Regions from separate parts of the Homo sapiens genome. Here region 1 is linked to region 2. Evidence: chromatin loops called from intact Hi-C (ENCODE). Cell type or tissue: endothelial cell of umbilical vein. All regions are shown on one strand.

Evidence for each region. Hi-C counts contacts between places; a loop is a spot of excess contacts. Peaks named below come from ENCODE experiments on the same cell type or tissue, not always from the same donor. Only the 100,000 strongest peaks of a DNase experiment are listed, where the experiment ranks them.
Region 1: it touches region 2 in a loop (2.3-fold over the local background); 3 of 110 quality-filtered maps call a loop at or near these places.

The regions. Positions count from the first base shown.
Region 1 is chrX:70,397,611-70,400,110 of GRCh38, forward strand. The region is part of intron 22 of KIF4A (kinesin family member 4A); the gene reads left to right. Among named protein-coding and RNA genes, the nearest start is that of GDPD2, 24 kb to the right of the region's middle. In endothelial cell of umbilical vein, no CTCF peak of the experiment used is centred here; a DNase peak (open chromatin) is centred at 1,561; H3K27ac peaks cover 978 bases.
Region 2 is chrX:70,288,428-70,290,927 of GRCh38, forward strand. PDZD11 (PDZ domain containing 11) reads right to left here and starts at 1,500. Exons shown (of 7, transcript NM_016484.5): 1 at 1,433-1,500; 2 at 828-927; 3 at 3-86. The coding sequence starts at 914. It overlaps KIF4A (kinesin family member 4A), which reads left to right and starts at 1,677. Exons shown (of 31, transcript NM_012310.5): 1 at 1,677-1,723; 2 at 2,011-2,151; 3 at 2,264-2,378. The coding sequence starts at 2,032. RefSeq lists a silencer at 1,478-1,657. In endothelial cell of umbilical vein, no CTCF peak of the experiment used is centred here; a DNase peak (open chromatin) is centred at 1,564; H3K4me3 peaks cover 1,688 bases; H3K27ac peaks cover 610 bases.

The DNA of each region.
Region 1 (2,500 bases), 110 kb after region 2:
ATGCTACACAGGCTCTTCTAATCATGATTATTTTAAGCAGTTTATGAAATCTAGAAGGAACAGAACCTTGACAGAGATTTTATCGTGTTTTAGGATAATAGAACCTTGGGATCATTTAATCTGGTTTTAGCAATACATACTAACTTTATCTTGGGATACATCTATAAATCACTCAACCTTTGAGTTCCTGCTTTGTGCTACACTGGATGCAGTTGGGATATACAGAAAAAATAGATGACATTGCCCTTGCTCTCAGGTGGAAATAGTATCATTACTCACACTGGTGTCCTGGAATCATTTGCTAAAATTTCAAGAATGTTGTAAACCGTTGTTAGTTTACAATTGATTATGGTGAGAATTTTTACACCACAGAAACTGACAAAAGTTACAAATCAGGGCTGGGGTTTTTGTTTGTTTGTTTGTTTTTGTTTTATGTTTGTTTGTTTTGAGACAAAGTCTCACTCTTGCCCAGGCTGGAGTACAATGGCGCGATCTTGGCTCACTGCAGCCTCTGCCTCCTGGGTTCAAGTGATTCTCATGTCTCAGCCTCCCAAGTAGCTGGAATTACAGGCACATGGCACCATGCCTGGCTAATTTTTGTATTTTTAGTAGAGACAGGGTTTCACCATGTTGGCCAGGGTGGTCTCGAACTCCTGGCCTCAAGCGATCGGCCTGCCTTGGCCTCCCAAAGTTCCAGGATTACAGGTGTGAGCCATTGTGCCCAGCCAAGGGCTGGCTTTTTAAGTGCTGGTTATTAAAAATTTACCTACATACCATATGCGTAAGTAAATGATTATGTAAATGTAGGGCTGGTGCCAAGTAGAAGGAATTAGAGGTGAGTTTAGTTAGGAGAATTTTTTTAGAACTGATGAGACTTAAACTACATTTTGGAATAGATAAGGGACACGAATTGTCAGAGAAGACAGGAAAGGGCCAATGATAGGTGACAACTCTGAAGTGTTGTGCCCCACCTCTTCCAGAAGCCTTCCCTGACTTTTTAATCCCTCACTAATCTTCCTTGTTCTCTAAACTCTTTCAGAACTTATGATACTCAATTATGACATACTGCTGACATGTTATCTTTATGTTTATTGTTTTATGTTTATTAATTTTGTCATTCTAAAGACAGACTGTAAGCTTGTTGAAGGAAAGGACTCTACATTAGACCAGGGTTTTCAAAGTGTGGGCCGCAGATTACTGGGGAGCTCATGAGCCAGTGATCAAAACTATTTTCATAATAATATTAAGGCATTATTTGCCTTTTTTGCTACATTGGAATTTGCACTGAAAATGCAAAAGCCATAGTGGGCTAAAGTGCTGACACCCTAGGCTGAATGAAAGCAGTGGCACCAACCTGAACTAGTAGTCATTGTATGCTTCACCACTATATACTCTCAGGTTTTAAAAAAACAAGCCAGTCTTAATTAAGAATGGTGTTGCGAAAGCAGTAAAAGTTGTTGATTTTACTAAATCTGGACCCTGGAGTTCATGTCTGTGTTACATCCTGTGTGACGAAACAGGAAGAACACAGAAAGCACTTCTACTGCATGCTGAATATGATGGTCGTCTCAAGAAAAGCACTGCGATTGTTTGAGGTGTGAGCTCAATAGGCCTCTTTTTTCATGGGACATCATTTTTACTTAAATGAACAACTGACAGACAAACTGTGGTTATTAAGACTTGGTTACTTGGCAGACATTTTCTCAAAAAGAATAGAGCGAGCCTGTTGCTTTAAGGAAAACAGCTGACAGTGTTTGTTACCTAAGACAAAATGTGAGCTTTCAAGCAAAATTTGGATTTGGAAAACTTGTATCTGCCACTGTGAACTTGACAGTTTTTCATAACTTTTCTGATAAGACCAGTAGTGATATTAACAAGTGTGATTTTAAAAATATATATTTTATAGAATGAAATGTGTTAACATTTGGAAGATCTGCATGACTCTGGAGTAATATTGTCCAAATGGCACTTTATAGAATGATGTATTCGTAAATGAGCCATTCAGATTGCAAGATAGACTGATGAATTTTAATATGAGAGAATATAAAAAAGTTTATGGAAATCATCATTCTCAGTAAACTATCGCAAGGACAAAAAACCAAACACCGCATGTTCTCACTCATAGGTGGGAACTGAACAATGAGAACACATGGACAGAGGAAGAGGAACATCACACTCTGGGGACTGTTGTGGGGTGGGGGGAGGGGGGAGGGATAGCATTAGGAGATATACCTAATGCTAAATGATGAGTTACTGGGTGCAGCACACCAGCATGGCACATGTATACATATGTAACCTGCACATTGTGCACATGTACCCTAAAACTTAAAGTATAATAATAATAAAATAAAAACAACAACAACAACAACAAAGTTTATTAATAAGTTTCAGATTCAACATTGCAACTAACTCTTTTTTTTTTTTATTATACTTTAAGTTTTAGGGTACATGTGCACATTGTGCAGGTTAGTTACATATGTATACATGTGCCGTGCTGGTG
Region 2 (2,500 bases):
ACCTGAGCTCCAGGAGGCTTCTTCAGTGTGATGGTTCGGGGCAGAAACTGGGTCAACTCATTGTTGTAGTCCGGGTGGTGTACCCTCTGCAAGACACAGCAACCCCAGAAATTTTACCAGTCTTACTTCACACCTACCTTCATCTGAAACACTAATGAATTACCCTGAAGTCAGGAAAAGGAAAGGTCATAGACTTAATTTAAGTAGAACAGATAACACAGACTAAATGAGTAGATGGATAGCACTGGGGCAGCCCAGTAGCTCCCCATTTCTTCACCTTTTTTTTTTTTTTTTGAGATGGAGTTTTGCTCTTGTTGCCCAGGCTGGAGTGCAATGGCTCAATCTCAGCTCACCGCAACCTCTGCCTCCCAGGTTCAAGCAATTCTCCCGCCTCAGCCTCCCTAGTAGCTGGGATTACAGGCATGTGCCACCACGCCCGGCTAATTTTGTATTTTTAGTAGAGACGCGGTTTCTCCATGTTGGTCAGGCTGGTCTCGAACTCCCAACCTCAGGTGATCCGCCTGTTTCGGCCTCCCAAAGTGCTGGGATTACAGGCATGAGCCACCGCGCTGAACCTCTTAACAGTATGGAAATGAAGGCTCCAAATTTCCAGAATTAACCGGTGTGAACAGACCCTAGCAGGAGGCTTCCATAAAGAAGTTCCCAATGGGTCCTGTTGCTCAGAATCCAGCTTCTGGGTCCTCTGGCTACAAGTGCTAAGATTCACTCTCCGTTTCGCCTTCTAACCCTGCTATCCTACCTTTCATGCATCATCTCATGCCCACGGGGAAAAAAATCTCCTACTCAGGAATACAGATGGTTCCCACCTCATGAGGAGGAATCCATGCTGGAGGATTCTCATAGGCAGGCAAGAAAACCACCGGGTAGTCATCATAAGGAATCCGGCTGTCCATCTCGGGCAAGGCCCTGGAAGAGTGAATCAGAACAGACAAAAAGTGGTTCAAAAGGGAGAGCAGCCCAGCAAGTTTCAGACAGCAGCTCCAACCCATTCCAAGGCAGTCAGTCTACAGGCCCAGCCCATATCTAGGTGTTAAGGTTGGAGGAGAGAAGGAAGACAGAAGAAAACTCTTAACTTAGCTAAACATCTTCTGGATGCCAAGCAACCTGTCAGGTACTCTAGAAAGAGGACCTCATTTTTCACAATCCTGCAAAACAGATGTTACCGTCTCAAACCTGGAGAAGAGGAAATCAGGGTCGAGTCTAAAAAGATCTACTTTCGAAGCCCAAGGGAGTGTTAACTATCCGCAGGGACTCGGGGCAAGGCACCGCCCCACATTTCCTAGATGTGATTAGTAATGGTAGGGTCCTTAGATCGACCCTTCCTTCACCTGACCAGCCACCTCCCACGTCCCCGCCCCACATTCTGCCTGAGACCCGCACTCTCAGCCGCATAAACGCCGCACCACCTCACCAGTGGGCAGTCCACAGCGACCTCAGACTCCGCTCACTGACAATTCAGTCTGGGAACCGGAAGCGGATGCTCCGCAGGGTCGAAAAGAGGCCGGGCCAGGGTGCAACGAGCTGACCCTCCCCTTCCCACCGCGCCGGCCTGCGCGCGCCGACGTGCGCGCTCCGCCCTCGGGCAGTCCGCACTGCAATTGGTTGGCGTCTCCGGGACGGATTTGAAACTTGGCGGTTAAAGCTCCGGCTGGGACAGGGCGGCGGGAGGCCCAGGGAGAACGGGGAAGGGACATTTAGTTTGGTGAGTTACGGGGGCACACCTTAGCTCAGAACCTGTTTTTACCCAGTACCCTAGGGCTTTGGTTCTTTGTCGCCGTCCCCGTTGGAGTTTTTTCTTTGCCTTTCAGAAGCCCGTGCACTCTCTTTAGAGTGCAGGGCTGACGGGCGGTCCAGCCCTGGCCAAGTCATGGAGCGTGAATCTCCCAAGTCAGTGTTCCCGCTGAGGAGGGTCGGAACCGGGGAGGACGCCCTCCCACCCCTGCTGACCTACTAACATTCATCAGCGAGCCTTCTTTTTCCCCCTCGCAGAGACGGTGCTGAGATAGGATCATGAAGGAAGAGGTGAAGGGAATTCCCGTAAGAGTGGCGCTGCGTTGTCGCCCTCTGGTCCCCAAAGAGATTAGCGAGGGCTGCCAGATGTGCCTTTCCTTCGTGCCCGGAGAGCCTCAGGTGCGTAGCAGAGTCCAGAGCCTGTGTCTGAACAGCTGGGGCCAAATGGTAACGAGGGGTGTGGTCTTGCCTTTCATTTTTAACCTTACGCCTTGTCCCGTGCCTTCTCTAGGTGGTGGTTGGTACAGATAAATCCTTCACCTACGATTTTGTATTTGATCCCTCTACTGAACAGGAAGAAGTCTTCAATACAGCAGTAGCGCCACTCATAAAAGGTGTATTTAAAGGTAAGGCGATTTGATTCCTCGAACGTAACATATATATTCCTTGAGCATATACTATGTGCCAAGCACTGTGCTTGGGCACTGCAAATACAGGAATCGATGAATCATGATTCCTGCCTTCAAGA